Linked DNA regions of Homo sapiens: region 2 is linked to region 1. The links are chromatin loops, found by intact Hi-C in ENCODE. Cell type or tissue: Calu3. All regions are shown on one strand. Links, peaks and the distances in the headings refer to the core of each region. The heading gives the core; the rest is flanking DNA. Region 1 overlaps DENND5B (DENN domain containing 5B). Region 2 overlaps DENND5B (DENN domain containing 5B).

Evidence for each region. Peaks named below come from ENCODE experiments on the same cell type or tissue, not always from the same donor. Only the 100,000 strongest peaks of a DNase experiment are listed, where the experiment ranks them.
Region 2: a loop joins it to region 1, with 2.5 times the contacts of the local background. A loop is called at or near these places in 11 of 110 quality-filtered maps.

Annotation. Positions count from the first base shown.
Region 1 is chr12:31,484,040-31,500,815 of GRCh38, reverse strand. DENND5B (DENN domain containing 5B) reads left to right here. Exons shown (of 21, transcript NM_144973.4): 2 at 4,897-5,006. Among named protein-coding and RNA genes, the nearest start is that of DENND5B-AS1, 97 kb to the left of the region's middle. In Calu3, for the core only: no CTCF peak of the experiment used is centred there; a DNase peak (open chromatin) is centred at 8,885.
Region 2 is chr12:31,564,386-31,581,161 of GRCh38, reverse strand. The region is part of intron 1 of DENND5B (DENN domain containing 5B); the gene reads left to right. Among named protein-coding and RNA genes, the nearest start is that of DENND5B-AS1, 17 kb to the left of the region's middle. RefSeq lists a silencer at 5,761-5,961 and enhancers at 9,282-9,782, 9,969-10,128. In Calu3, for the core only: no CTCF peak of the experiment used is centred there; no DNase peak of the experiment used is centred there.

The sequences.
Region 1 (16,776 bases), core at 4,766-12,765:
CTCATCAGCAGTGAATGAGAATTACTGTCACTTCCTATCCTTGTCAATATTTGGTATAGTCAGCTTTTGGGACTTAAGCCATTCTAATCAATATGCAGTGGTTGGGATGTAATTTTTTTTTTTTTTTTTTTTTTTTTTGTGACAGTCTCACTTTGTCATCCAGGCTGAAGTGCAGTGGCATGATCTCAGATCACTACAACCTCCACCTCTTGGGTTCCAGTAATTCTCCTGCCTGGCCTTCCTGAGTAACTGGGATTATGGGCACCCACCACCATGCCCAGCTAATTTTTGTATTTTTAGTAGAGATGAGGTTTCACCATGTTGATCAGGCTGGTCTCGAACTCCTGACCTCAAGCAATTCACCTGCCTCGGCCTCCCGAAGTGCTGAGATTACAGTTGTGAGCCAACATGCCCAGCCAGGATGTAATTTTTTAAAGTTGGTCATTTAGTCTTACTGTCATACTTTTTAGGTTGAGCATTCCTAATCCAAAAATCTGAGATCCAGAATACTCCAAAATTTGAAACTTTTTGAGGCCAGTATTCTAATTTTCTAATTAGGGATGCTCTTTAATTTTTAAAGTTGGTCATTTAGTCTTACTGTCATACTTTTTAGGTTGAGCATTCCTAATCCAAAAATCCGAGATCTAAAATGCTCCAAAATTTGAACTTTTTGAGTGCCAGTATTCCAATTTTCTAATTAAGGATGCTCAACCTGTAAATATAATGCAAATATTTCAAAATCTGAAACAGTCAGAAATCCAAAACCCTTCTTGGTCCTAAGCATTTTGGATAAGGGATACTCAACTTGTATGATATCTGACTATAGAAGCATTAGCTTTCTCCTAATATTCCTCTTTAAGTAAGCATTAAGAAGAGAATATGTGTGCTATTTCCCATACAAAACCTGTTAGAGATATTTAATAGCATTTCACTTATTTTGTTAAAATTACCTATTCTCTTTGCTTTCATTACTAATCCCTTATCAGCTACATTCCATTGGTGTTAAGCTACATTCTAATGTTAATGTCTCCTGTGTGATTGCTTTTGGTTAATTATTCTCATTTTCCATTCTTCAAAGTCATTTTTGCTTTTTGTTTGTTTTTATTTGTTCATAAAGCTTTTTTGTTTCTGTTACATTATGTAGTTTTGTACCAATGGCTAGAAGCAGATCGTCATGGCAAGAGCCAAGGTGCTGCAAATACGACTTCAGGTAAAAATAAAATTAAGAACAAGGATGGGCTATTATAAATCATTATTTTAATTGACTGCAAGCCCATTATAAATGTTTCTTTATTCAGTTTTGCTTGGTCAGACTTGTAGATGTTATTTTATGTTTCTCTTCTCTCATCTGCATCTTAATTTTCATAAAGACTTCATTTGCTTCAAGCCTTGAAAACATGTATTCAGTAGTCTTTAAGCTCTCTTGGCAGATATTTCCTACTTTCTTAGGAGGAAAGGATTAATTGCAGCTTCAATTTAGTAGGAGGTTATTTGGCAGTGTTACTTGGAGTTAAGTTGATATGTAGTTGTAGCAGTCGTACAAATTTATAGTCCTTGTTTGTTTCAAGATAATATTTAAAAGGTAAATTTTAAGTACAGGATGCTTATGTAATTTTTCATTTCCTGGGAATCCAAATTCTTAGACTTGGTTATTTTCCTGTTTTTTTTTCCCAGCAGTAAATTCTAAGTTAGAGGTAAAACTTGTGTTTAAAATGAGAAGTATAGGTTGTTCCCCCATCTCTCATCCCCAAAAGTCATCACCAAGATTCTCTTCTTTTGGCCAGTGCTAGTAGGAATAGCTGCATCCAGTCATTTCTAAATTCTCTTTTTTTTTTTTTTTTTTGAGACGGAGCCTTACTCTGTCACCCAGGCTAGAGTGCGGTGGTGTGATCTTGGCTCACTGCAACCCCCACCTCCCGGGTTCAACTGATTCTCCTGCCTCAGTCTCCTGAGTAGCTGGGATTACACGTGCATGCCACCATGCTTGGCTAAGTTTTGTATTTTTAGTAGAGACAGGATTTCAGCACGTTCGCCAGGCTGGTCTCGAACTCCTGACCTCAAGTGATCCACCTGCCTCAGCCTCCCAAAGTGCTAGGATTACAGGCATGAGCCACAGTGCCCGGCCCATTTCTGAATTCTTAACAGTGATATCAGAATTTCTACATAGTTAGTTCTTCCCCTAATATCCTTCCAAATCATATTTGCCAAGACAGCTGTGTATATATAGCAATGATCTTTCCTGTTACCCCTTTTTTAAGCAGTCTAATAAGCAGTGGTGGTGGTGGTTTTGCTTTTCTTTTGTTAGATTTGTTACTGTTTTGTGGCTTTTTTTGTTTTTGTAAAATTATTTCTTTCTGGAGGTGGTTTCCTTCTTGTTGATTCTTTGTGTGTCAAGAAGGTGCAATGTTCCTTAGTTAACAGAACAATTATATTGAGAATGGCACTTTCATGACCTTTCTGATATATCTCCTGTCCCATTAATAACTTGATACATGAATGAAGATAATGTTATTTTAACTATACACAGGCAGGACTGAATTAAAAGGTAAGTGTTGCAAGGAGTTTTATGATAGGTTATGTCTTGTTTCTTCTGCTTCTGCAGTGTTTCATATTTTATTTACATTTGTGGATAATAAAAGCAAGTATTTCTGGTGTTAGAGGGTAGGTGAAGGAGAGGGTTTCTTGATGGCTATCATGAAGTTACGCTGTTGCTGTGTCAGTACACTATCAGCAGCTTAGACTATAACTGGGAGGAATTTTGTTTTTTCTCTAAAGTGAAATGAAAAGTAACCTAAAAAATCAATCTATCTTTCTTTTCTTTTCCTTTCTTTCCTCTCTTTCTTTCCCTTCCCTCCCCTCCCCTCTCCTCCCCGCCCCCTCCCCCTGCCCTTGCCCCTGCCCCTGCCCCTACCCCTCCCCTTGCCCCTCCCTGCCCCCTCCACTGCCCCTCCCCCTCCCCTTGCCCCCCCTGCCCCCTCCCCTTGCCCCTCCCTGCCCCCTCCGCTGCCCCTCCCCATGCCCCTCCCCCTCCACCCTCCCCATGCCGCTCCCCCTTACTTTCCTTTCTTTCGAGATGAGGTTTCACTATGTTGCTGGTCTCAAGTGATCTGCCCACCTCAGCCTCCCAAAGTGCTGGGATTACAGGCATGAGCCACCACATTCTGGCCAAGTAACTTTTTTTTAAATGAAGAAGTGAATAATTTACAATTTCTTAGTGTTCACAGGAAAATCTAGCATCAGCTTAAAAACATCATGGACTCTTCCTGAAATCAGTTCTGAGCCCTGAATCTGTTCTTCAGCCACATTGACTCTCATGGACAGTTTCACATTCCTCTGCTGACTTTTTGATGCTTACATACTCTAGAAGCTTGGTGCAAAAATTGATAAACTCTCCTTAAGGATGTCTGACAATTTCTCTTCTAGAAATGAATGCTCTCAACTCTTAGAAGATGGAAGTATGGAGTAGAAAAATACAGAGATGAAATGTTTGCCTAAATAAGTCAGAGGAATCTAAAGAAAATAATGATCATTAGCCAAGGACTTCAGTTAGAAATAGTAGTTTAGTTGCCTAAGCAAATGTATTTAAATTATGTGTCCTTGTTCAAAAAAATTCCTATGTATTTTATATTGTTGTCTCCAGCAAGATTTTTGAGTGTGACTTTTTCGTCCTTCTGCGATCTGTTTTGCATTCCAAGGTGGTTTTTTTTTTTCATATTTTTACCCAAAATAGAAACTGAGTCTAACTAGAAGTCAAATACAATTCATAAATCAAATTGCTTTGTGATATTTTTAATAGTATAAATACTGGTAAAGTGACATTTATCTTTTGCTGTAACAGCTAGTATTTTGCACTTAATTAGAACTCTAAAAGTAGGAAAACACACAACACAATAAAATTGTTGCAAGATCTTCTAGTTCCTTGATCCCAAATTTTTGACATTGGGAATTTAAGATCCGTCTACCTTAAAATATTTCATGAAACTAAAACATTTAGGGATAATAGGTCTTAAGGGAATTACTCTGGTTGAGGAGGTTAAAAAAACTAATCTGATAGCTATTATTGAATTTTCAATGTTTTACTTTTTAAAAAATTTATTAAAAAAAAAATAGGAAGAAAAGAAACGGGGTCTCACCATGTTGCCCAGGCTGGTTTCAAATTCCTGGGCTCAAGCAATCCTCCTACCTCAGCCTCCCAAAGTTCTGGGATTACAGGCATGAGCTACTGTGCCTGGCCTGAATTTTCTTAGTAATTAAAATGTAGCCTACTTTTATGTTTCCAGAATTTTGCCAGATAATGAATTTAACTTAGGATAGCTCATTTATTTTAAAAGGTTAGTATGTTTAATGTGTTCTGTCTACTAAACAGGATGACTCAGCAATGATGTTTCTAATTCTGTTAATTTTGTTACTGGAGAACCTGGATATGCAATCACATTTCTCAGAGATTTTTGTGGAAACTCAAGCAAAATTGCTTCCTTTGAGCACTGTAGCATGGGGGTCTAAGTGTGTATAAAATTTTAGGATCATAAGACATATGATTAGCTTAATGTAAGACTTTTCTTTTCTGAAGTAAATGTTTTCATATAGTTTATTATTACCACACACTGAAATGTGGACCATAATTAGGTTACAGCAATGATTATATTACCATATTTTGATTTTTAGTATCAGTTGAGTAGCCAGGATTTTAAAATTCAGATTCTGAAGTTTTAAATGCTGCTCTGTTGTTAACAGTTTTTTAGTTGTCCATCGGGATTTTACAATACAGATGGTTAGAGGCAGAAATTGAATCAGATCTCAACATTATCAGTCAGTAGTAGGACTATAAAATAAATAGAAAACTATGACATGCTTTTGGAAAAGTTCTAGATATTAACTATGTATTATTTGTTGTAGGCGAAAATTTTGACCAGAGTCCTTTGAGAAGAACATTCAAATCCAAAGTTCTCGCCCACTATCCTCAGAATATAGAATGGAACCCTTTTGATCAAGATGCGGTGAACATGGTATGTGTTTTTTTTCCCCTCATTTACTCTTTAGCCTTGTTTTCACTTTATTAATATGAAGGTAGTGACTGTATTTTGAATGTCTACCTTATTTCATTTCATTTATTCTTTAAGTGATTTTATAAGAAATGTGAGGCCGGGTGTGGTGGCTCACACCTGTAATCCCAGCACTTTGGGAGGCCGAGGCAGGTGGATCACCTGAGGTCAGTTTAAGACCAGCCTGACCAACATAGTGAAACCCCGTCTCTACTAAAAATACAAAAATTGGCCAGGTGTGGTGGCACATGCCTGTAATCCCAGCTACTCGGGAGGCTGAGGCAGGAGAATCACTTGAACCCAGGAGGCGGAGGTTGTGGTGAGCCGTGATCACGCCACTGCACTCCAGCCTGGGCAACAGAGCGAGACTCTGTCTCAAAAAAAGAAAAAAAAAGAAATGTGATACTCTCCTCATTTTAAAGATCTGGAAGCAGAAGCTCAGAGAAGCAAGTTACTTGCCCAGGGTTTCCATAGTTAATAAGTTTATACAATAGATCCTAAAAGCCCATTTTAGTTTCCTACTATTAAACTGTGTTGTGCATTTGTATTAATATGTAGAAGCTTTGATAAACAGTGATATTACTTTATTGGCCTGAGAGGAGCCTGATGGAAAGAGCCTGATTACAGTTCTCATGTTTCAAGGAATATTGTATGGTAGGCCTATAATTTGTCATTTTTACAGACAGTGTAAAGATGAAAAGCAACTTAATTGCGTTATTTAGGTACAGTAGAAATCTGAATTTGTATTATTGTTACCGGTGGATGGAGTCCAGCTTCTTGGTGTCTGGAACAAAAAATTGGACAAAACATACAAACAAAGCAAGGAAAGAATGAAGCGACAAAAGCAGAGATTTATTAAAAATGAAGGTACAATCCACAGGGTGGGAGCAGGCCCGAGCAAGCAGCTCAAGAGCCCATTATAGAATTTTCTGAGGTTTAAATACCCTCTAGAGGTTTTCCATTGGTTACTTAGTGTACACTCTATGTAAATGAAGTAATGGCCCACGATCAGTCTGTTTGGTTGTGGGAGGATATCAATCAGAAGCTGAAGCAAAGTTACACCCTACACAAACATACAACCAATCAGAGGCTGAAGTGAAGTTACAAAGTTACACTCCTATGCAAATGAAGACTTGGCCCACGACCATCCTGATTGGTTGTGGGAAGGAAACAATCAGAGGTACTTTCAGTTTTTAGTCTGTCATGCAGAAAAAGGGTAGGGGGAAGGTACAAAGGGAGTAGCCACTGGTCCTTTTGCTACTTGGGCATGGAAAGTTGGGGTTTTCCTTTTGATTTAGTTCTAGAAAGTCAGCATGAATCGGCCTTAGGTTCCCTGCCTCCAGACCCTGTTCTCCTGCCTCATAATGAGTTACCAGTGCTGATTAAATGTCTCTTTTATCCCTGCATGATGTTGTGCATCTATAAGCCCAGCTACTCAGGAGGTTGAGGCAGTGTGACTGCTTGAGCCCAGGAGTTTGAGACCAGAATGGGCACCATAGCAAGACCCTGTCTCAAAATAGGTAGGTAGGTAGGTAGGTAGGTAGGTAGGTAGAGGTAGGTAGGTAGGTAGGTGGATGGATGGATGGATGGATAGATAGATAGATAGATAGATAGATAGATAGATAGATAGATAGAAGATAGAGAGATAGTCAACCTTGAGAGGGTCTTAGAAATAAAGTAGGTCATAGTTTTCAGATTATTTAGGAAGGGCTCTTCTTAGAAGCCTGAATAATATTTGAGATGTTCATAAACTCTATGATTATATAATTCAGGGGGCCCCAAAGTAAGGAGGTAGCAGGCATGATAGATATAGAAATGAATTGGGTATATACGTAAGAATGGGAAAAAAATAAAAAAGATACAGAAATGATTAAAGGTGAACTGAGACACAGTGATAGCCATTGCTATTTTTGAGTTGTTTTGTTTGGTTTTTGTTTTTGTTTTTGAGATAGTCTCGCTCTGTCACCCAGGCTGGAGTGCAGTGGCACAATCTTGGCTCACTGCAACCTCCACCTCCTGGGTTCAGGCAATCCTCCTGCCTCAGCCTCCCGAGTAGCTGAGATTACAGGCGCACACCACTATGCCCAGCTAATCTTTTGTATTTTTAGTAGAGACAGGGTTTCACCATATTGGCCAGGCTGGTGTTGAACTCCTGACCTCAAGTGATCTGCCCTCCTTCAGCCTCCCAGAATGCTGGTATTATGAGCACATCCCACCACACCTGGCTCATTTTTGCATTTTTAGTAGAGATGGGGTTTTGCTATGTTGGCCAGGCTGGTCTTGTACTCCTGACCTCTAGTGATCCACCCGCCTCAGCCTCCCAAAGTGCTGGGATTACAGGCGTTAGCCACTGCACCCGGCCTCTTTTTTAGTATTTTAAAGATATTGTTAAAAGACTCCATTATAACCTGATAATCTAACAGAAGGAAATTAATATTCACTAGATGCCTGCTAGAGTACTTTATGTATGTTATTTTCACATACATGTTTACATGTACCCAGTGAGAATTCTTATATTTTCAAAGGTTAAGTAATTTGCCCAAAGTTAGGCAGTAAGACTCAGAAATTAAATCCAGATCATTTTTACTCTCTAGCTCACTTTTTTTCTCAACTGCCTTGCTGCCTTCCCAAAAGAAAAACTGTGTAACTGAGTTTTGATCTACACTGGAAATGTTATGGGTCACACTGGACCCTTTGTGATATTTTTGTATCACAGTAAACTCTTTCCAGCCTGGGCTCGCTCTAGGGAGGGGATAGCATGGTGCTATTTGTAAGGACAAATGCCTAAAGCACTTGGCACTTTGACTTTGATTCCTTACAGAGTACAATGTGGTTATTTTCCTAAACTGTTATACAATACTAAAATAATCAGAGATGCCATTTTGCTGGAAGTTAATATTGTAGATGCCTAGCGTCATCTTTGGTGAAGACTCTACTATAGATATTATGTAGAACACAACTGTTAGTTATCTTTATAAGACTTGGAAGAGTCCAGACAAGCATCTGACTAAAATAGTTGAACAGCAGTGACAAAAAAATAACTTATGAGCTGCTTATGCAGCAAATTAATAGAAAGGCATTTAGGAAAAGAGTGTTTAAATCAAGCAGTGGAAAACTGGATAAGAATATGAATAGATCACAATACTTAATCTTCTTAAATTAGTAAGATATTTCAAAATATAACTTATTCTGTGAGAAATCAGAATGGTATTCAAAGTGAGGTTCTAGCCTAAGCAACATAGGGAGGCCCTGTCTCTACAAATTAAAAAAGAAATAGCTGGGTGTGGTGGCACCATGCCTGTGGTCCCAGCTACTCTGGAGGCTGAGGTGGGAGGATCACTGGGGCCTGGGTACAAGTACGTTCTTACTATATGAATCCACAGTCATTTGGAACAAAATGCCACCCTTCATGTGTTTTCTTTCTTTTAATCATTTGAATGAATTAATAGTGAGATATCCATGATAGCTTTTGCCTCTATCTGCAAAACATTAATCTTTAAAGTAATTATCAGCTTCCTTGATCTTTGATATTTTCTTTACTCCTTGCCCCTGAGGTTATTTTATGTAAGCAGCAAAAGTTTCCCCCTGAAGAATAATCGCAAAGGCTGTGTTTTGATGGTTAAGCACCACATAGCATTTTTTTTATTGCTGCAAATCTAAAAGGATTTGCTTGTACTCCTGGAAAATCTCTGAAAAGCATCCCATTAAAGTAGTTTGCATTCGGGTCACAGATTTACTGCCTTTAATTTCCTCTTTGATTTACTAGTAAGTGCGTTTGTATGAAGCTGTAATTTATTCCCACCTAAAGATATAAAGCTTTGTCTTGCCTTTAGCAAAATTCCACCGCAGTGAGTCATCACCTTCTGTAATATTAGTCATTCCTCTAACAACAGTAGTGCTTTGAATAAAAGGTCATTAATTTCATACATAAATTAAGTACCCAAAGCAGTGAACTTTGTTAAATAAAATGTTTAATGTGTATGAGTACAGTGCAAATAAAATAGAAAATAAATACAAGTGACAGGTGAAATAATTCCTGAATTAGTTTTTTTTCCTCAGTTGCTGATCAGAGATTTTTATGAAAAAAAGTAAATATCACAGAACAGAAAGAACAATACAATAAACAGTCAATGTATGTATTAATCACCTAGAACTAACATATGTCAACATTGACATGTTTGCTTCAGAGCTCTACATTTCCTTTCCTTTCCCTTTCCCTTCCTCCCTTTCTTTGCTTTCTTTTCTTTCTTTCCCTTGTTTCCACAGTCTCACTCTGTCTCCCAGATTGGAGTGCAGTACATTTAATTAAATTAATTAATTTATTTGAGACAGTCTCACTCTGTCACCCTGGCAGTTCAGTGGTGCAATCTTGGCTTACTTACAACCTCTGCCTCCGGTGTTCAAGTGATTCTCATGCTTCAGCCTCTTGAGTAGCTGGGATTATAGTCGCGCACCATCACGCCTGGCTAATTTTTGTATTTATGGTAGAGACGGGGTCTCCCTATGTTGGCCAGGCTGGTCTCAAACTCCTGGCCTCAAGTGATCTGCCCGCCTCGACCTCTGTGAGCCACTGTGCCTGGTCTGCATTTCATTTTAAATGAAATAAAGCATTGCAAACAGAGCTGAAGGTCCCCCACCCCACTTTCACATCTCTTTGAGGTAATCTGCTTATTGGCATCCATGACTATGTAATATTCTAGTTGATAGATCTTATCTTTAAGCCTGTGTTGTACCTAAGAATTCATAGGAAGAAAACATGGTCAATAACTTTTAAGCAAACTGTATGAAAATATAAGGATTCTATTTTTTATGTCTGTCCTAATGAAACATCATAAATATATTTTAGGTAACAAAAGAGTAATAACTATTATAAAGCTCTTACTTTATAATTTGCTGTTAACTTTGATTACAAAGAAGGATATAGTGGAATGAAGAGCAAAGAGTAAACGGTGAAAGGTTGGCTGAAGAAACCTATTCAGATGCTTATCTTGTAAGAGTAAAAGGAAAAAGGGCTATATATACTTTTTGTAGACTTAGCAATTACTTGAATTTGAAATGGATAATCCCAAATTACATTCATAGGTTTGACATTAGAATGAAGATAAGCCCTCATTTTGAGCCAAGTTTAGGTTCAAGCTCACAATAAAATTTTTTTTTTTTCTTGAGACAGGTTCTGACTCTGTCATCCAGACTGGAGTGCACTGGTGCAATCTTGGCTCACTGCAGCCTTGACCTCCCATGCTCTAGCGATCCTCCACCTCAGCCCCCCAAGTAGCTGAGACTACAGGTGTGCACCACCACGCCTGGCTAATTTTTGTACTTTTTGAGGAGACGGGGTTTGGCTATGTTGCTTAGGCTACTCTCGAACTCCTGGACTCAAGCAATCTGCCCACCTCGGCCTCTCAGAGTGCTAGGATTACAGGTGTGATCCACGATGCCTAGCCATATCTCACAGTAAAATTATAGGAATGGGGCTTTCATTGCTGGAGGACCATTGCTGGAAGACCCTTTTGCCCCCGCCACCCCCATCCTCTCGCCCGTTTCCTTAACATTGCAGCTAGAATATTTCACTGGCATCTCAAATGCAACATATCCAAAACTGAATTCATTATTCGTCCCACCAGTCTTTTGTCAGTGAATGGTACAACCATCCACCTACTTGCCAAGTCCAACAATGTACACATCACCCTGAAAGTTCTCACTTACTCACCCTCTCCCATATATAATCAGTTATCTGTCTACTTCTCTCTGTTCCGTATACTCACCTTGGTCCAAACCATCAAGATCTCTTACCTGGACTCCTGCAGTAACCTGTCCATTTCATTCCTCATACTATAGCTTCTGCTTCTGCTGTTCCTTCTCTCTGGAAGGCTCTTCCACCTCTCCTTCACCTAGTGAATTCTTACTATTCCTTCAGACTTCACTGTAAACATTTATATAGAGAAGCTGCTCCTGACCATCACCTTCCACCGTCTTCCCAGCACTCAGGTCACCTTAGGTTCTCTTAGTACCTTGTATACCTTTTTGTAGCACCTATCTCAGTTGCAGTTAACCAATTACTTAGCTAGTAGTCAACTGTGTATCTCGTGCTTAATGTAAGCACCATGAGAACAGGAGCAGTGTCTCTTATTCATTGTTATATCCCTAGCTTTGCGCATAGTAGATGTTCAAATTGTTGAATAAATGAAGTGATACTTGCTTACAATACTTCTCTTCCCTGTCCTTGACTAGGTGTGACCTCCACTGCAAAACCATCTCTTAAGCAGGAGTAGTTACTCTGTCTTTTCTTATGATATCTCGAACAGAGTCCGTAGCAACACTGATCACATTTTTTTGGTAACTGCTGGTTTCTGTGTCTGTCTTTCCTACTAGACTGTGAACTCCCTAAAGGAAAGGATTATTTTTATCTTTGTCTTTTGAGTTACCAAGATCTAATGCAAAACATGGGACAAAATAAGTGTTTATGGAAGGAGGGAGAGAAGAGGGGAGGGAGGGAGGGAGACATTCTGAGAAATGTGTTGTTAGGTGATTTTATTGTGCAAACATCATAGAGTGTATATACACATACACAGACCTAGGTGATATAGCCTACTATACTTCTAAGTTATATGGTATAACGTATTGCTCCAGCCGTTGTCCTATAGGCAGTCCATTGTTGACCAGAGTGTGGTTATACAGTATATGATTGTATTTGCATAATGAGGGAGAGGCCATGGAAGTCATAGAACTACAAGATGTGGAAAAAGGAATTTTAAAATTCTAGCCAAACTGCCTGAAACGGTCTAGAGAAATATAAGAACATTTGCTGACTCAAACTGGGAAAGTTACACACTTGTCATTATAAGCCTGCTTTGGCTAAAGTAATCTGGTTACTAGTAGTAGTCTGATCATCAGTGACACCTCTAATTTTTAGTTGTTTTATTGTGGGATGGTGAGGGGGTATTGTTAGTAGATAGCAAAGTTAAGGGTTAATTAGAAATGTTTAATACCGTGATAAACAAATCTTGATTTATATTTCAGGTTTTCTGAGATTTCTTGTAGTTCCTGACAGTTTAACAATTCTGATGAAACTCAGGTTTTCTGAGAAAGTATCTTGTAGTTCCTGATATAAAACAGTACTGTATATCTTTTAAAAATGGAAAAATAATAGCATTTTGCAGTTCATGTTTCCCGATTAGATATATAGTTCTTACTTTTTTTGATTTGTTGGAAGAGCATTTAGGAAAAATTCTTACATCTGTTGTCTGTAGCATAGAAAGCCATTCTTCACTTTGAGTACAACTTTTGGCAAGCTTTTTCTGTAAATGTTTGAATGTGCGCTCAAGAAAGCTACAAACCCTTAAGGGAATATTTGGCAGCTGTTCAACAGCAGTTGAGCTATGATTTTGTGATTTAGGATGACAGGAACGCCTATCAATTAAATTAAATCTTTATGTTGACTTTGGTGGTCACTATGTTTCTGTATTGCCTACTTGATGGAAAAAGAATTACAAGCTGAAGTCCAGGCACTGTGGCTCACACTGTAATCCCAGCACTTTGGGAAGCTGAGGCGAGTGGATCACTTGAGACCAGAAGTTCAAGACCAGCCTGGCCAACATGGTGAAACCTCGTCTCTACTAAAAGTACAAAAAAAAAAAAAAAATAGCCGGGTATGCACGCCTATAATCGCACACACTTGTAATCCCAGCTACTTGGGAGGCTGAGGCAGGAGAATTGCTTGAACTCAGGAGGTGGAGGTTGCAGTAAGCTGACATCACACCACTGCATACCAGACTGGGCGACAGAGTGAGATTCCGTCTCCAAAAAGACAAAAAAAGAATTACAGACCAGATCAAGAGGTGAACTAAGCCTGGTGCTTTACCCCCAGCTGTTTTTGTTTGTTTTCTTGTTCATTCATTTATTCATTCAACCAATTGTTATATGCCATGCACTGTGCTAAACAAGTTTGAGTTTAGCCTGGAGCAAGAATAATTCAAATTATCCCTTCTACAATCTTTATTGACTACAATAAATGTGTCAAATGAAGTTTTTGGGTTTTTAGGGTTTTTTGTTGTTTTTGTTTGTTTGTTTTTTTGAGACAGTCTCACTCTGTCTTCTAGGCTGGAGTGCAGTGGTGCAGTCTTGGCTCACTGCAACCTCTGCCTCCCGGATTCATGCGATTCTCGTGCCTCAGCCTTCCAGGTAGCTGGGGCTACAGGTGTGTCCCACCACGCCCGGCTAATTTTTTGTATTTTTAGTAGAGGCAGGGTTTCGTCATGTTGCCCAGGCTGGTGGTCTTGAACTCCTGAGCTCAGGCAATCCACCCGTCTCAGCCTCCCGAAGTACTGGGATTATGGGTGTGAGCCACTACACCCAGCCAAATGAGTTTTTATTCATGCTATCAGCAGAGCAACTCATTAACTTGTTATGATGAAATCAGCCTTAATGTGAACGTAGAATTATTAAAAGATTCTGCCATAGCCTTTCCTTATACAGTTATTCCTAAGACTAGGAATAAGTGGCTTTTACCCCCTACCAAATCCAGGTATTCATAGGTTTTACCTAAGTCTATATCTCATTCTATCCAAATATACATAGTAATTTAATATGTAAAAGAATTGAGTAAATCTGCCTTAGTCCTTTCCACATCTCATATTCAATGATATGAAATATGAAGACATTTTCACTGGTGCACTAATGCTGAGCTTCACAGTTTTTTCTTTTTACCCATGTTATCAGTCACCACCTGTTATGGCCCCAAATGGTATATTATTCCATTGCAGTTCCCTTGAATGTTTAAAGTTATTGAAATGAAGTACTAGCCCTTGAGTAGCTGGCAATGTAGAGATCAAACAGAATTATACAATACTAGTAATGTGTATGTTTATATAATGTACATATGTTTACAGTGGTGCAAGACTTTAATTGCTTCTCCACAATAAATACTTTTTAGAGGAGTAACATTTTATGGCATGCAAAAGATGAAGAGAACACTATTTTTTATGGAAAGGTAAAGGAAGACCTCTCTAAGGTAGTATTTATGTAGAGACTTAAGGGAAGTAAGGAAGTATTTTGATTATCTATCGCTGCATGACAATCCATCCGCCTACCAGTTAATGGCTTAAAATAGGGCTTGGCAATTTTTTTCATGAAGAACCAAATAATAAGTAGTTGAGGTATTGTGGGCATACAGTTTCTGCCACAGTCACCCAGCTCTGCTGTTGTAGTGTGAAGGCATCCATAGACAGTGCATAAGTGGATGGTTGTGACTGAATCCCAGTGAAACTATTTACAGATCAGGTGGCAGATTGTATTTGACCTAAGGGTTTTTCTTACTCCATTCCTCCTGCTAAAATAAAATACTTCAGACTGAGTAACTTACAAGGAATAAGAATTTATTTCTCACAGTTCTAGAGGTTGAAAGTACAAGATCAAGGTGTCTGTAGGTTTAGGGTCTAATGATGGCCTAGTCTCTGCTTCTAAGATGGTACTTTGTTATTGTGTACTCCAGAGAGGACAAATGTTGTATCCTCACATGGCAGAAAGCACTAGGGTGCTGCTCCCTTCAACCTTTTATAAGAAGGACGAATCCTTTCATGAGGGCAGAGCCTGCATGACTTAATCACTTCCCAAAAGTCCCCACCTTTTAATACCGTCACCCTGAAGTGATGTTCCAGCATATGAATTTTGGAGGCACACATATATTTAAACCCATAGCAGGGCTGTTGTTTGCTGACCCTTGATTTAAAGCAACAAAATCATTACTTAGCCTACATATCTGCAATGTAGGTAGCTTTTGGTTGGCTGCGCCTGTATTCTACTTGGTGTTAGTTTGGAAGGTTTGAAGTCTGAGGACTGAAATCATCTGAAAGCTCACCCACTCACAGGCCTGTCTCCTGGACCAGGCATATAGCTAGGGCTCCTTCTGTCTCTGTGTGGTCTTTCATTTGGTCTCACCAGTCAGGCAGCTTCAGGCTAGCTAAACTTTTTATATGTTGCCTCAGGGCTCCCAGAGTGTGTTACCAGGTTACCAGAGAGAGAGAGAGAGAGAGAGAGAGGAGATGGAAGCTGTATTGCCTTTTTTAGCCTCTGCTCAAAAGTCACTCTGTCACTTGTCACTGCTGTTGCATTTTACTTGACTAGGCCAGGGGTGGGCATACATGGCCCCCAGGCCAAATCTGTCCAGCTGACTGTTTTTATAAATAAAATTGTGTTGGAACAAAACCATACTTACGTGTTTAAAGGTTGGTACAAAAGTAATTGTGGTTTTGGACAGAATTTTAAATCATAACTAGGCTCAAGCACATCCTTATTAATCAAAATAAGAACCATTACAATCAACACATTTTTGCCAATGAGAAATAAGTTTGTTTATTCCTGTAACGTAAAATATCCGTGCTTTGGGATTTGATGAACTCTTGGAAAGCATTTTCTGCATCCTGCTGGTTGTGGAAGCGTTTTCCCTGCAAAAAATTGTCGAGATGCTTGAAGAAGTGGTCAGTTGGCAAGAGGTCAGGTGAACATGGTGGATGAGGCATGACTGCATAGCCCAATTCGTTAAACTTTTGAAGTATTTGTTGTGTGATGTGCGGTCAGGCATTGTTGTGGAAAAGAATTGGGCCCTTTCTGTTGACCAGTGCCCGCTGCAGGCTTTGCAGTTTTTGATGCATCTCATCGATTTGCTGAGCATACTTCTTGGATGTAATGATTTCGCCAGGATTCAGGAAGCTGTAGTGGATCAAACCAGCAGCAGGCCACCAAACAGTGACCGTGACCTTTTTTTGGTGCAAGTTTGGCTTTGGGAAGTACTTTAGAGCTTCTTCTTGGTTCAGCCACTAAGCTGGTCATCGCCGGTTGTCTAATGAAATCCACTTTTTGTTGCACATGACAATTTGATTGAGAAATGGTTCGTTGTTGCTGTGTAGAATAAGAGAAGACGACACTTGAAAATGATGCTTTTATTTTATTTTGTTTTGTTTTGTTTTGTTTTGTTTGAGATGGAGTCTCACTCTGTTGCCTAGGCTGGAGTTCAGTGGCACAATCTCGGCTCACTGCAACCTCCGCCTCCCAGGTTCAAGCAATTCTCCTGCCCCAGCCTCCTGAGTAGCTGGGTCTACAGGTGCATGCCACCACGCCCTGCTAATTTTTTGTATTTTAGTAGAGACAGGATTTCACCATGTTGCCCAGGCTGGTTTCAAACTGAGCTCAGGCAATCCGCCTGCTTCAGCCTTCCAAAGTGCTAGGATAACAGGCATGAGCCACCGCACCTGGCTCCAAGATGACGATTTTTTAAAATTTCCACTCAGCTCATGAGGCACCCACTTACCGAGTTTTTCCACCTTTCCAATTTGCTTCACATGTCAAACGGCCATAGAATGGTCGACGTTGAGTTCTTCAGCAACTTTTCATGTTGCTGAAGAGGGTCAGCTTCAGTGATTACTCTCAATTGATCATTGTCAACTTCTGATGGCCAGCCACTATGCTTCTCATCTCCAAGGCTGCCATCTCCTTTTCAAAACTTCTTGAACCACCACTGCACTGTGCGTTAGTTAGCAGTCCCTGGGCCAAATGCATTGTCGATGTTGTGGTTGTCTCCACTGCTTTACGACCCATTTTGAACTTGAATAAGAAAATTGCTCGAGGCCGGGTCGGGTAGCTTACACCTGTAATCCCAGCACTTTGGGAGGCCAAGGCGGGCAGATCACTTGAGGTCAGGAGTTTGAGACCAGCCTGGCCAAAAATGGTGAAACCCCGT
Region 2 (16,776 bases), core at 5,041-13,040, 80 kb before region 1:
AGGTATTTGTTTATAACAAATAAATATTACATTTATTTGTTTATTTATAACAAGAGTGAGACAGGGTCTTGCTCTGTTGTCCAGGCTGGAGTGCAATACTTCAATCACAGCTCACTGCAGCCTCAACCTCCTAGGCTCAAGTGATCCTCCTACCTCAGCCTCCCAAGTAGCTTGGACTGTAGGTGTGCACCACTATGCCTGACTGATTAAAAAAATTTTTTTTGTAGAGATGGGGTCTGTGTTGCCCAGGGTGGTCTTGAACTCCTGGGCTCAAGGGATCCGCCCATCTTGGCCTCTCAAAGTGCTGGGATTACAGGGGTGAGCCACTATGCCTGGCCTATGTGTGGATTTTAAAAACTCTAAAATGGACCAGGCGCGGTGGCTTAGCCCTATAATCCCAGCACTTTGGGTGGCCGAGACGGGTGGATCACTTGAAGTCAGGAGTTTGTGAGCATGCTCACCAACATGGCGGAACTCTGTCTCTACTAGAAATACAAAAATTAGCTGGGCGTGGTGGTGTTTGCCTGTAATCCCAGCTACTCGGGAGGCTGAGGCACGAGAATCGCTTGAACCCAGGATGTCAAGGTTGCAGTGAGCTGAGATTGCGCTGCTGCACTCCAGCCTGGTTAACAGAGTGAGACCCTGTCTCAAAAATTAAAAATAAAATAAAATAAATAAAAACAGTAAAATGGAAGCTAGAGTTTTCTTAAAAATGAGAAGCTTGAGATTGATGAAAAAGCAAGATAATGGATAAATGATTTCTAAAAAAAGGTATCTAACAGCTTTGTGAAGGGCTAATAAAATTTCTTTCAACTATAAAATGTATTAGCCTATTCCTTTCCTCTTCAAATAAGATACGGTAAATAAAATTAACCATTTTTACCAGGTATATGCAAGCAAGCATGCAGGTACCAACAAGGCTTTGATTTTTTTTTAAGCAAACATGTCTTATTTATTTATAAACTAGTGCCAAGTGATGAGCATGTAAATGATGGGCAGTATTTATGAAATTTCAGAAAGTGGTTGTACTAAAGAGCACTTGTAGCTTCAGTTGTGGTTTTAAAGGAATATCTTAGGAAACTGCATTTACAGATTTGTTCTTCATGGCACCTACATCAGCTTTGGGCACAGTCAGTCAGTACAGTTCTCTTTGTTTCAATAAAGTTTAATCCTATATATATATTTTTTTATATATATTTTTTTCTGTTTATACTCTCCTATTGTGCTTTACAATGCACTGTTCTACCTAAGGCTTGACTTTTTAAGATGGCACCATGTAAGGTCCTCTTGGCCAGAGATTCCAAAAATTTTTGATATGGGACTGTCTTTCCCCATTACTCTTCTCTCTTCTCTCTTCTCTCCTCCCTCCCTCCCTCCCTCCTTCCTTCCTTCCTCCCTTCCTCCCTCTCTCCCTTCCCTCCCCTCCCCTCCCCTTCCCTCTTTCTCTCACTCTTTCTCTCTTTCTCCTTTTCTTTCTCAGAATCTCGCTGTGTCTCAAAAAAATAAATAAATAAATAAATAAACCCAGGCTAGAGTGCAGTGGCGCAATCTCGCCTCATTGCAGTATCTGCCTCCTGGGTTCAAGTGATTCTCCTGCCTCAGCCTCCCAAGTAGCTGGGACTACAGGCACTCGCCACCAAGCCTGGCTCATTTTTGTATTTTTAGTAGAGAAGGGGTTTCAGCTTGTTGGCCAGGCTGGCTTCAAACTCCTGGCTTCAGGTGATCACCCCCCTCGGCTACCCAAAGTGCTGGGATTACAGGCATGAGCCACTGCGCCTGGCCTCCATTACTTTTCAAACAAAATGCAGCGATGACTGGTTGAGTGTGAGGAGGTAAGAACTCAGAATTCTAGGAATGAAAGTATTAGTATTTTATCTGCTGCTGAGACAGCACATCCTGAGGATAGAAGAGGCCGCAAGATTAGCTTTCTCAGATGTTCTGCACCTTTTCCAAGAATCTATGACTTTACTAACTTTATTTGAAATTAACTCTTGTAACTATTTTTACTAACATGGGTTTCTTGGGTTACCTTTTATTTTTCTGTTAGAAACTTGTGTATATCACTCATGCAGAAAGCTAATTTTGAAATAATGCTTTATTTAAATGACTTTCAAAGATATGTGCTAGCATTATTAAGTCAGAAGTAATCCCAGGAAGTCACCCTTATTCTATGATGCTATGAAAATAGCTAACATTTATGAGGCATGAACTGTGGTTGGTGATTTATAAACGCTAATTCTCACAATAACTTGAAAATATGACTTTTCTCATTTGATAGATGAGAAGGATGACATTCAGTGAGTTGCCCAAAGACAGGAAAGGCCATAGCTTGGATTCCATCCCAGGCTGTCTGGCTGCAAACTAGCCTTTTTTCCTACGCCCTGCTGCCCCTCTGAGTCCTTCAGACCAGCTGTCCTCAACTGCTGGGTGGTGACACATTAATGGGCCTACTGTTCATGAGCTAGGTCACAAGTAATTATTAACAGTAGTAGACATACTGAGGTTATGATATATATTTTAAAATAAGTGGAATGGATTCAAGGTCTTCCCTCTAATGATATTATTTTTATTCAGTTCCATTCCTGTATGCTTTTACTGGGTGGGAGAGAAAGGTGGCATTATATGCATCAAACCAGTAATTGTGCATAGCCCCATACATAATGGGAAATCTATTTTATGCTACTGGTAAGCTACCGTTACTGATGAGCTATGAATAGTTTCCACATATTAATAAAGCCTTTTAGGAATATCACTGCAGAAGTAGTCAGTCTGTTTGCTTTACTTTCCTCTAGAAAACTATTTTGTGCATTATCTGAGGACACCCATGGGAGTGTGTGTCTCAACACTTTTGCTGATCTGGATTGTTTCTAGATACTTTTCTCAATTATACAATGTGACAGTGTTTTGGAAAGAGTATTTATAAATTACAATAAAAAATGATCCAAAAGGTGATCTGAGCTAAAGACGAACAAACAAAAATGTGATGGAGTTAATAATGTTAGGGTTGTAGTTTTTTTTTTTTTTTTTTTTTTTTTGAGACAGCGTCCCACTTTGTCCCCCAGGCTGGAGTGCAGTGGCATGATCTTGGCTCACTTCAGTCTCCACTTTCTGGGCTTACGCAGTACTCCTGCCTCAGTCCCCCAAATAGCTGGGACTATAGGTGTGTGTGCTACCACGCCTGGCTAATTTTTGTATTTTTTGTAGAGATGGGGTTTCACTATGTTGCCGAAGCTGGTCTCGAACTCCAGAGCTCAAGCTATCAGTCTGCCTCGGCCTCCTAAAGTGCTTAGGTTTACAGGCGTGAGCCACTGCACTGGACCCTGTAGAATTTTTTCATTCAGTTCTGCTGTGAAGACTGAAGTGCTGAATCCTTAAATATAGTTTGTGGACCTCTAGATTTTAAACTGTGAAACCCAGTTTAAAGATTTTTTTTTTTTTTTTTTTTTTTTTTGAGACAGAGTCTCGTTCTGTCGCCCAGGCTGGAGTACAGTGGCGCAATCTCAGCTCACTGCAAGCTCTGCCTCCCAGGTTCACGCCGTTCTCCTGTCTCAGCCTCCTGAGTAGCTGGGACTACAGGCGCCCGCCACCACGCCTGGCTAATTTTTTGTATTTTTTAGTAGAGACGGGGTTTCACCATGTTAGCCAGGAAGGTCTCGATCTCCTGACCTCGTGATCTGCCTGCCTCGGCCTCCCAAAGTGCTGGGATTACAGGCGTGAGCCACCGTGCCCGGCCTAAAGATATTTTTAAGTTTAAATATTTTTAAGTTTAAATCTATTTTTATAGATTCCCAGAGACCTTCTGATGAAAATCCACTTAATTTTGCTTAATTTTTTCCTGTCCATGCCTGGAGAATCCAGGTTTCTGCTTTGTAGACTATATTTTCTTGCCCCTCCCTTCTCTTCCTCTTTTCTAGTACAACATACTCTGTCATTTATTTAAACAGGAAATTATCCTATAGTTTGAGAAAACATCAATGTAGAAGTGATAATGTAAATTAAGTAAATTTCTGATCATCTTAATTCCTCAGTACAGCTTGACACAAGATTGCTCATAGACCAGGCTTTTGTACTTTTTTTCTCTAATCCCTTCTTCAAAGATCACCCTTATTTTCACCTTGGTCCTCATGATGCCACCTCTTATTGCTCTTTTGGTTGTCCCTTTTTGAGAAAAACCTGTAGAAGAAGAAATATTCTTTTGACAAAAAAGTTCTTGTATCATTATGTAAAACCTCATAGTGAAAAAGCTCGCTCTTTTTTTTTTTAGAAATAAGGTCTCACTCTGCTGCCCAGGCTGGAGTGCAGTGGTGTGATCATAGCTCACTGCAGGCTTGATCTCCCAAACTCCTGGGCTCAAGTGATCCTCCTGCCTCAACCTCCTGAGAAGCTGAGACCACGGCTGTGCGCCACCATGACCAGCTAATTAAAAAAAACATTTTTTTTTTGTAGAGATGGGTTCTTGCTTTATTGCTCAAGCTGGTCTCGAACTCCTGACTTCAAGTAATCCTCCCTCCTCATCCTACAAAAGTGCTGGGATTATAGGTGTGAGCCACCACGCCTGACCTGAAAAAACTCTTGGAAATGTCTGTCTGAATCTTCCATTTACCTTCATTTCTAGCAGAAACTGGGAAATTTCTTTTTTTCTTTTTTCTTTTCTTTCTCTCTTTTCTCTGTCTCTTTCTTATCTTTCATTATTATTACTTTTTTTTGAGATGGTGTGTTGCTCTGTCTCCCAGGCTGGAGTGCAGTGGCATGATCACGGCTCACTGCAACACACTCTGTCTCCCGGGTTCAAGCGATTCTGATGCCTCAGCCTCCCGATTAGCTGGGATTACAGGCGTCTGCCACTACGCTTGGCTAATTTTTGTATTTTTTAGTAGAGACAGAGTTTCACCATGTTGGCCAGACTGGTCTGGAACTCCTGACCTCAAATGATCCACTCACCTTGGCCTCTTAAAATGCTGGGATTACAGGTGTGAGCCCCTGTGCGCGCGGCCTCATTCTTCTTTTTTTTTTTTTTTTTGGAGACAGAGCCTTGCTCTGTCACACGGGCTGGAGTGCAGTGGCACAGTCATAGCTCACTGTAACCTCAACCTCCCTGGCTCAAGCAGTCCTTCCACTTCAGCCTCTTGAGTAGCTGGGACTACAGGCATGTGCCACCATGCCTGGTTAACTTTTTTCTTTCTTTCTTTCTGTTTTTTGAGACAGTCTTGCTCTGTCTCCCAGGCTGGAGTGCAGTGGCGTGATCTTGGCTCACTGCAACCTCCGCCTCCCGTGTTCAAGTAATTCTCATGCCTCAGCCTCCCAAGTAGCTGATATTACAGGCATGTACCACCGTGCCCTGCTATGTGCCTGGTTAATTTTTAAATTTTTTTGTAGACATGGGGTCACACTGTGTTGCCCAGGCTGTCTCGAACTCCTGGACTCAAGCTATCCTGCCTGGGCCTCCCAAAGTGCTGGAATTACAGGTGTGAGCCACCACATCCAGCCTGAAACTGGGCAATTTCTTATATCTCACATCTTTTCGGGTTTAGTACCTTTTATTTCCAGTATCTGTTCAGTTTTCTTCCTCTTCCTTCTCTTGTGGTCCTTTGAGAAAACAGGGACAATCTGCTAGTCTAAGGATATTCTTTCTAGATATTAAATTTATATCAATTTTTTATTGCTGTAGATCAGGACTAAAACAGCAAAAAGGAATTGTTTCCTTTGGGCAGAGATGTGACTTGCTTTTGAAGGGGGAAGTGGGTAGTCACAATCTACTCTTACGTAATTCCCTGATGTAGTCCTCCTTTGTTACAAGAATCAGCACCAACATTATCAATTGGAATTCTATGAGAATGACATACTAACTTTAATAAGAATACATTGAGCAGTAGGAATTTATGGCTGGTTATAGGTTTAAAGCTTGTAGGTGATTTACTTTTAGAACCACAGTGTTTTCTATTTTTAGGTTAAGTTATCCTCAACTTCAACTCTAACTTTTAAGGAAATATAAATGGCTGGGGTAACAAGATAACAGATTGTTTAAAACTATTTCCTATCTCCTGTCTCAAGTGTATGTATTTTCTTAATAAATAAACTTTTGTCAGGATTTCAAAATATTCTTGCTCAGCTCGAGGAAAATGAACTTTCACACTGGACTTAACTTGTTTTGTGCCATTGTTCACCAGAACAATGACTGTGATTTCACAGTTAAAACACAGGCATTGGTACCCTTGAGGTGACTATGTGAAAATAGGTTATTTTGTTTGGTCATTCTCACTCCTGTCTGGCAGTGCTTCATTTTTTCACTGGCAGCTCTAGCTACAATCTGATTTTAATTAAATATGTGAAAGCTGTGTGTACTAGAATGTAAAATCTTGTATATTCTTCATAGTGAAGGACTGACAGGACCCGTTTACAGTGAACCACTTGTAAATCATCTTGTTTCTGGTGGATGGGGCCAATGGGGAAATAATTAAAGTATTGAGTGTATGGAGAGGATAGAAGTTGGTAGAAAACAAAAACTTAAGAACCATACTGGTGATTCCAAAATTCCCCCTCCACCTCCCTTTTATTATTTTATTTTTTATTTTGAGGCAGAGTCTCGCTCTGTCACCCAGGCTGGAGTGCGGTGACGCAATCTCAGCTCACTGCAACCTCCGCCTCCCAGGTTCAAGCGATTCTTCTGCCTCAGCCTCTCGAGTAGCTGGGACTACAGGCATGCACCAGCATGCCCAGCTAACTTTTGTATTTTTAGTAGAGACAGGGTTTTGCTGTGTTGCCCAGGTTGGTCTCGAACTCCAGACTTCAAGAGCTCCACCCGCCTTGGCCTCCCAAAGTGCTGGGATTACAGGGAGCCACCGCGCCTGGCCACCTCCCTTTTAAATTATTATTATTATTATTATTATTATTATTTTTTAGAGACAGGGTCTCATTCTCTCACCCATGCTGGAGTGCAGTGGCGCGATCACAGCTCACTGCAGCCTCGATCTCCCGGGCTCAAGTGGTTCTCTTGCCTCAGCCTTCCGAGTAGCTGGGACCACAGGCACATGCCACCACACCTGGCTAATTTTTTTTTTTATTTTTGTAGAGACAAGATCTCACCGTGTTGTCCAGGCTAGTCTCAAATGGTCCTTGCCTCAAATGGTTCTTCCACCTTGGCCTCCCACTGTTGGGATTTCAGGCATGAGCCACTGTGCCTTTTTTTTTTTTTTTAAGAGATAAAGAGTCTCCCTTTGTTGCCCAGAATGGAGCACAGTGGCTATTAACAGGCCATCATAGCTCACTACAGCCTCAACCTCCTGGGCTCAAGGGATCTTCCTGCCTCAGCCTCCTGGGATAGCTGGGACTAATGGCGTGCACCACGGTGCCTGGCCAGAATTCTCTTTATCTCTTTGATACCTCTATCACCCTCTCTGCCACTTAGAACACAAAATTTGTGGTTAGAGTAGAAGTGGTAGAGGGATAGCCAGCAAATGCCCTAGACCCCAGAGCTTCTGTAGATTTAATTGTCCATTGAAGAATCATGGAGTCATTATAAGAGTCTCTTGCACAAGTGTTGAGCCTACTTAATGAATATTGAACGAAATTACATTCACTTTTCCCTGGAATGAAATCTCTAAGCAAGAGTAAAAATTTAGCTTTTTCTGAATGTGAACATAAGGCCATGAAGTAGACATACCTTGTTGAATCATTATGGGGCAGAGGCCCAGATATGAAATGTCTGTTGACATGTATGCACATTCAGTATTTATTTCAGTGCCTTATTGAACTCTATTGAATAGGTCAGGTGACAGCTTTTATCTGAACATCAGTCTTTGAGGGACAGTTGAAGCACTGGTATATGTGTGAGCGAGAGATTGGTGTTTTTTTCAAATGTAGAAGAGGTAACTTCTTACATTTTTTGCTCTTAAAAGTATATTATTTCATAATATTCAAATTTGCCTTGGGATTTAAAGTATAAATTGTCATTTTAGTAACACAATTGAATATTTTTTAATATCTCTGAACTAATGAGATACAGTTTTCTTTCAAGTGTGGGAACTATTTTGTACCCTGTTCCCTGACCTCTGCCTTTTGACCCTGTCACTTTGTGATGAGATTATAGATAGGCCTTTGAGCTTTTCTCCAGTCTGCTCAGGTTTCCTTACACAGCAACATATAAAGCTTTAAGGTCCTTTAAAAGATGCTCTTAGAATTAAAGAGAACATTCAGATTTAATTGGCATGAGTTTCGTAAATATTTTTTCTTTAAAAAGTCTTTTTCTTCCTTAATGCTTTCCTGTCCCCCAAATCTATTTAATTATGTTTTCTAAAATGGTATATTTCGGGAGAGGCTAACAATTAGAGCTTTCTAGGATAAGGAAATCCAAGAGAGATTCAACTGTTTATTCCCTATTTGTTGTCTCTAGGTATGAGAAGTTAAAATCCAGAATTAGAGGGTGTCATACAAGAGCAGGAGATTTTTTTCAGAGAGAATCAGTGCTTTAACCTTCTTATAATAAGCACTTTTTAGATAACACCTTTTAGATACTTTTTCAGATGCCTAAAATAGAGTAGGAAGAGAAACAAGGACAGAGAAAAGGAGACTGATTTCATTGGCTATGTGTTAATAACTCGTGAGTTTTTTTTTTTTTTTTTTTTTGAGAAAGAGTAAAATTAGTGACAAAAATAAGGGCTTGGGGATTTGATATTTATTTTGTTATTGTTTTACATCCTATCTTCAAGATTATCCAGAAAATTAAGTATTTGCTTTGTTTCAGACATTTTTTAATAGGACTTTCTGAGGAATGTCTGTTTTACGCACCATCAGAAAGATTTGTAACAATGAAGCTGTAGGACTTTGGTTTGCGTGGGGGCATTCTTGCTACTTAACAATGAGTGAGGGTAAATAAAATGATTGTTTTGAAATAACAAAAGGCAATATGTGCTTTATGTGCCTTTTTTTCTTTTTTTTTTTGAGACAGAGTTTCGCTCTTGTTGCCCAGGCTGGAGTGCAGTGTTGTGATCTCGGCTCACCACAACCTCCACCTCCTGGGCTCAAGGGATTCTCCTGCTTCAGCCTCCCAAGTAGCTGGGATTACAGGCATGCGCCACCACACCTGGCTAATTTTGTATTTTTAGTTGGGATGGGGTTTTTCCATGTTGGTCAGGCTGGTCTTGAGCTCCCGACCTCACATGATCCACCTGCGCTGGCCTCCCAAAGTGCTGAGATTACAGGCATGAGCCACTGCACCTGGCCTGGCAATATGTGCTTTTAAAAAATTGTAGCTTTTGGCTGGGTACGGTGGCTCTCGCCTGTAATCCCAGCACTTTAAGAGGTCAAAGCGGGCAGATCACCTGAGGTCAGGAGTTTGAGACCAGCCTGGCCAACATGGTGAAACCCTGTCTCTACTAAAAATACACAAAAATTAGCCGGGCGTGGTGGCTCCCCAGCTACTCAGGAGGTTGAGGCAGGAGAATCGCTTGAGCCCGAGAGGTGGAGGTTGCAGTGAGCCGAGAACGTGCCATGGCACTCCAGCCTGGGCAATGAGTGAAACTCCGTCTCAAAAAAACAAAAAAAAAAATTGTGGCTTTTAAATTATTTTTCTAAAAAAGAAAGAGTGAATGGATAAAATGGAGTTTTCTAATTCAGGTGTTTACTTTTGAGAGATAGAAATTAAATCCGTAGTTCTTGCAACTTTTTTTTTTTAAACCCAAATCCTTTCTACAATTAGTAATTAAAGTGAAATGAGAAAAGAAAGAGTAGCTTTGAATCTCACTCAGTTGCTTAATGCTAAAATAATCTATTAAAATTTTTTTTTCTATGGAAAGGGGAAAACACTAGTGACAAATAAGATGGGAAGACAGGAAGAAGCTAGTTAGCAGAAGAGGCAACTCAGTGACAAGATAAACTCTTGATCTCTATCTTACTGGTCCGATTTGTGTGTTGTCACGTAGAATGAAAATATGTTTAGACGGTATAAGAAACCTCTGATGGAAAAATCTGGTTGTCTCCCTGCAGGTTGCTAAGAAAGAGTGATGTTTCAGGGAGGCTGAGTCTTGAAGCAGCAGCAGCAGATCTGACACTTGTCCTTCACAGCTCCTTTCCTGTCTCCCATAGTAAGGGCTATGTAAACATTTCATGATCAGTGCTGGCACTTGCAGCCGAGAATGCGGAGAATGCTTGCAGTTTCCCTTTTCATGCAGCAGAATGATAACAGGGACAATCTTTTGATTGTCTTATTATGTTTTGGCTTTTGTTGCTTTTAAAATTCCCAGTTTGTGTTGCTGTAAGGGAGGTAACATTTCTCACCCTTTCTGTAAATGAGTTTCCTGCCAAAACCTACCTGTGAGTTTCAAATGTTTAGACCAATCAACCAACCAAAGACCTTGAGATAACCTAAGAAGGTATAACCTAAGAAGGGACAGTTACACAGTAATTGGGAAAACTTCTGCAAGGACAGATGTGCATTTCTCATTTTCTTTAAACCTATCAATTTACTGAAAATGAATATGATTTTTGTTAATAATGACAGTGCCAAAAAAAATTACTAAAATCTTTTTGAGTAAATGAAACCAAACTCCTAAAAAAAGAAAACTTTTTTTTTTTTTTTAAAGAGAATTTTGGCTGGGTGCAGTGGCTCACGCCTGTAATCCCAGCACTTTGGGAGGCCGAGGCGGGTGGATCACGAGGTCAGGAGATCGAGACCATCCTGGCTAACATGGTAAAACCCTGTCTCTACTAAAAATACAAAAATTAGCCGGGTGTGGTGGCGGGCGCCTGTAGTCTCAGCCACTCGGGAGGCTGAGGCAGGAGAATGGTGGGTGAACCCAGGAGGCGGAGCTTGTAGTGAGCCAAAGTCGTGCCACTGCACTCCAGCCTGGGCAACAGAGTGAGACTCCGTCTCTTAAAAAAAAAAAAAAAGAGAGAGAATTTTGATTAGTTCTTATCTGGAGATATATTGCTTATAATTTTTTTCTCTTGGTTTTTTTGTTTGTTTGTTTTTGAGATGGAGTATTGCTGTGTCACCCAGGCTGGAGTGCAGTGTTGGCGATCTTGGCTCACTGCAACCTCCACCTCCCGGGTTCCAGTGATTCTCCTGCCTCAGCCTCCTGAGTAGCTGGGATTACAGGCACCCGCCACCATGCCCAGCTAATTTTTTGTATTTTTAGTAGAGATGGGGTTTCATCGTGTTAGCCAGGATGGTCTCGATCTCCTGACCTTTTGATCTGCCTGCCTCAGCCTCCCAAAGTGTTGGGATTACAGGCATGAGCCACCGCACCAGGCCATTTTTTGGTAATTTTTTAGAATGAGTTGAATTGAGATGAATTTTAGTTGTTCCTAAGTACTGTGTACTGTGACTGGCAGTGGCTCTTAACTGTTATTTTTTGAGACAGAGTCTCACTCTGTTGCCCAGGCTGGAATGCAGTGACACAATCATGGCTCACTGCAACCTCTGCCTCCTGGGCTCAAGCTATCCTACTGCCTCAGCTTCTTGAGTAGCTGGAATCACAGGCATGTACCACCATACTCGGCTAATTTTTTTGTGTGTTTTTAATAGAGACAGGGTTCACCACATTGGCCAGGCTGGTCTTGAACTCCTGGCCTCAAGTGATCTGCCTGCCTCTGGCTCCCAAAGCACTGGGATTATAGGCATGAGCCATCGCTCCCAGCTGGCATTGGCTCTTTAAAATTTTTGGGAGGAGAATATAACACAGTCACAAAATAATGTAAGGGGGCAAATTGTGGAAAAGAAGGTCTATTTATGCCCAGCTCACTGCTCCTACTTTTTGTTTCCAGAGCCAGATATATATGTTACACACATAAAAGAGGTATGTAGGCCAGGCGTGGTGGCTCATACCTGTAATCCCAGAACTTTGGGAGGCAGGTGAATTGCTTGAGCTCAGGAGTTCGAGACCAGCCTGCGCAGCATGGTGAAACTCCATCTCTACCAAAAATACAGAAAATTAGCTGGGTGTTGGCAGTATGCGCCTGTGGTCCCAGCTACTCGGTAGGCTGAGGTGGGAGGACCACCGGAGCCTGGAAGGTGGAGATTTCATTGAGCCTAGATTTCACCACTGTACTCCAGCCTGGGTGACACAGTAAGACCCTCGTCTCAAAAAAAAAAAAAAAAAAAAAAAGGTATGTTGCTGGGTGTGGTGGCATGTATGTACCTGTAACCCTAGCTACCTGGGAGGCTAAGGTGGGAGGATTGCTTGAGCCCAGGAGTTCAAGACCAGTCTGAGCAACATACCAGACCCTTGTCTCAAAAACAAAGAGGAATATAGATTAGCCCACTTCAACATTTTATGAAGTGGTGGGAGATGACTTGGGAAAAGAGGTTGAATCAGCCTTTGGAGTTCTCTATCAGTTAGAATGCTGTGGTTTATAGGTCAAAGAGGAGATAAAGGAATTTGGCTGGTTCACAAAATTTAAAAGGAGTTTTTGGGGGCATGTGTTCAGGGTGTAATTTGAACGTGGCTCCAGCTTCATTTCACTGCAGCTGTTTAGGCGCAACCTTTATGCACTGTTGACTTCTCTTCTGGTGGCTTCCCTCAGAGTTATTAAGTGGCAGCAGAAGTTAAGAGTTTGTATTCGCACATCACACCTTCCTTAGAAGAGATTTAACTTTCCTCCTCTAGCCTTCACTCCTGTCAGGAAACAAAAATATGGGTGTTTGCTGTGGCCTGTCCTTTAACAAATCAGTGTGGCAAGTAAAATGGGATTAAACTGATTACTGAGACTAATTTGGGATGAAAACTATATAGCTAGTTCACAGTAGAAGAGGGAGGGAAGTGGCTGCTGGGAAACATTCCCAATACAGGTTGAGTATCCCTTATCCAAAATATTTGAGACCAAAAGTATTTAGGATTTTGTGTTTTTTCAGATTTTGGAATATTTGCATATACATAATGAGATTTCTTAAGGGTGGGACCTAAGTCTAAACATGAAATTCACTTATATTTCATATGTACCTTATTCATGTAGCCTGAAGGTAATTTTATACAGTATTTTAAATGATTTTGTGTACCCATCACATTAGTTCAGGTATGGAATTTTCCACTTGTGGTGTCATTAGCAGTCAAAAAATTTCAGATTTTGGAGCATTTCATATTTCTGGATTAGGGATGCTCAACCTGTATTCTCTACTTGTTGAATGCTAGACTATAAAGATGGCCCTCTGAAGGACAGAAAAGAGGCCAGTTGTGGTGGCTCACATCTGTAATCCCGTACTTTGGAAGGCCGAGGTGGGAGGATGGCTTGGCTTGAGCCCAGGAGTTCATGACTAGCCTGGTCAACAAAGCAAGACCCTGTCTCTACAAAACAAAACAACCCCCTAAAAATAGAAAAGAGCCACTGAAAGGTGTTTTGTTGTTGTTGTTTTTTAAAGAGGTGGAATCTTGCTCTGTTTGCCTAGGCTGGAGTGCAGTGGTGAGATCATAGCTCACTGCAGCCTTAATCTCCTGGGCTCAAGCAGTTCTCCCACCTCAGCCTCCCAAGTAGCTGGGACTGCAGGTATGCACCACCCTAAAAGGTTTTGAACAAAGGAGTGGCTTGCTCAAAACTGTAGCCTTAGGAATATCACTCTGGATGGAGGATATAGCATGGAATTAAACTGGGACGAGATTTGAAGTGGGGAAACCAATTAGGATGCTTTTTTTTTTTTTTTTTTTTTAGACAGAGTCTTGCTCTGTTGCCCAGGCTGGAGTGCAGTGGCACGATCTTGGCTCACTGCAACCTCTGAGGAGGCTGTTCTGTAAGACAAATTAGAAGGCAACATTCTGAATTAGAATAGTAGTGGTGGGAGTAAAGAAGATGGGGGATGGATAGGAAAGATAGGACACACAAGTAAATTGAATTTGGCAACTTCTTTTTTTTTTTTTGAGACAAGGTCTTGCTCTGGCACACAGGCTGGAGTGCAGTGATGCTATCACAGCTCACTGCAGCCTCCATCTCCTGGGCTCAGGTGATCCTCCCACCTCAGCTTTCCAAATAGCTGGGACTACACCCACGTGCCACCACACCCAGCTAATGAATTTGGCAACTTTATTGTATGTTGGGTTTGTCAACCTAAATAACAAATAGGGATAGGCTCTCTAAAAGAAAATTATTTTTATTTTGAAATAAGGTGTTGCAATAGGAATATACATGCGATAGTAAACTGTGTGTTCTTTAACATTGTGGAATTTGTATAGCTTACCAGTTTGAATGTCTGCAAGTGCTTGCACTGGGTTCTAACCTCCGCCTCCCAGGCTCAAGCAGTTCTCCTGCCTTAGCTTCCCAAGTAGCTGGTAGAACAGGCACACTCCACCGAACCCAGCTAATGTTCCAGTCATCTGGTACTACCATAGAAAAATGTTTACCAATTAGCTGTATAGAAGAATCTGATGTTGAACTGCCTGCTATTGGTTGATAATGCTTGTATAGTACTTACTATGTAGCCTGGCAGGATGTAATTGCACAATAAATATTAGCCACATTTTCATCATCATAATTAATTGGTTTAAACCTTGGGCAGTTTGATGATGAAATTTAAGGTATTCCTGGAACTCTCCTTTAGATATTTTTTCTTTAAAAAATTTTTAAAAAATTATTGTAGATACCTGGTCCTGCTATGTGGCCCTTGCTCGTCTTGAACTCCTGGCCTCAAGTGATCCTCCCACCTCTGCCTCCCAAAGTGCTGGGATTATAGGCATGAGCTACTGGGCCCAGCCTATGACATGTTTTATCGTAGAATATGCACCTAATTTTAATATATATATATCTGTTTTACCATGTTGCCTTTTAATCTCTTAATTTAATAACAATAATAAAAGTATTGCTTGAATTACACACACACACACACACACACACACACACACAGTTTTTAAGAGAGAGGTTCTCACTATGTTTCCCTGGCCGGAATGCAGTAGCTATTCACAGATGTGATTACAGCACACTATAGCCTCGAACTCCTGGGCTCAAGCAATCCTCCTGCCTCAGTCTCTTGAGTTGCTGGAACTACAGGTGTGCACCACCATGACTGGCTTCAAATTATATTTTTTAATTTTTTTTGAGACAAGAGTTTCACTTCTGTCACCCAGGCTTCACTGTAGTGGTGTGATCTCAGCTCACTGCCATCTCCACCTTCTGGGTTCAAGCGATCCTTCCACCCTAGTCTCCCAAGTAGTTGGGACTACAGGTGCATGCCACCATGCCCAGCTAATTTTTATATTTTTTTTTCTAGAGATGGGGCTTTACCATGTTGCCCAGGCTGGTCTCAAACTCCTGGGTTCAAGCAATCCACCTGCCCTAGCCTCCCAAAGTGCTGGGATTACAGGTGTGAACCTCTGTGCCAGGCCACTATTTTTTAGTTTTTATAGCCAGTCAAATATGGTCCCTAGTTTGCAGCTGGCAATCATGTTTAGAGACGTTAAATGAATTACCTAAGTTTGCATTGCTAGTGGCAGAATTAGAACCACAACAGAGATTCTTCTGGGTCCAAATCCAGGCCCCTTTAACTATAGAGAACAGTCTCAGAGAAACTTAATCATTCTCATGTGTAAAAGAGCCCACCTTTTAAATCTGATAGAGAGCAGGGCATTTATATACTTAAAAGGAACATTAATAAACCTATTATATGTTAACCTAAATCACATTCTAAATGAAAACAAGACTAACTTTGGGCCTTTTATGCATGAAAATTACAGATTTTGTTGGTTGTGCATCTGTTTTAGGAGTAGACTATCTACGTGTAAGCGACCAGAGGCATCCACATAAGCAAGATGTATAAATTGCTTAACAGGACTCAACGTGAGTGTAAAAGGACTCAATAGATTTACTCCTTTCTTTTCTTTCGTTTTTTTGTGAGATGATCTCAGCTCACTGCAACCTCTGCCTCCTGGGCTCAAGCGATCTTTCTATCCTAGTCTCCCAAGTAGTTGGGACTACAGGTGTGTGCCGGCACACCTAGCTGGTTTTTTTATTTTTTTGTGGAGACAGAGTTTTGCCATGTTGCCCAGGCTGGTCTCAAGTGAGCCACCTGCCTTGGCCTCTGAAAGTGCTGGGATTACAGGCATGAGCCACTGTGCCCAGCTAATCCCTTAATAGATGCAGTAGTCGAATTGGCAAGGTTGTGAATACCAGGAACCAAGAATCATTGAGGGTCATCTTGAGGCTGACTGCCACATTGATTAAATCTGTTAGGATCTATAATCTTCAGCAGTGGTTTTAAGTAGAGCATACTAAAGCAATAGTAGTGTGCAGGATTTTGATGCCATCTCCGCTGAAGGAAATAATACAATCTGCTATCTTTAGAATTGCAGTATGGCATGGGCTGGTTGTGGTGGCTCACACCTGTAATCTAGCACTTAGGGAGGCAGAGGTGGGAGGATCACTTGAGGCTAGGAGTGTGAGACCAGCCTGGGCAACATGGCAAAACCCTGTCTCTAAAAAAAATACAAAAATTAGCAAAGGGAGGTGGTGCCTACCTGTAGTCCCAGCTACTCTGGAGGCTGAGGTGGGAGGATCACTTGAGCCTGGGAGTTGGAGGTTGCAGTGAGCAGAGATCTCGCCACTGCTCTCCAGACTGGGTGACAGAGCCAGACCCTGTCTCAAAATAATAATAATAATAATAATAATAATAATAATAATAATAATAGAATGAAAAGAGAGGGGTGGTAGTGGAAGGGAACTGAAAAGTGCATGATAAATTATGTAAGGAAGCATTAGGCTTTGGTCAGAAATGTTGTTAGCCAGCTGCAAGTGAACCCATCTGGCACACTTTTTCATTATTCTTCTGAAATATTCATGGACTCTTAACAGTTCCTACCTTGT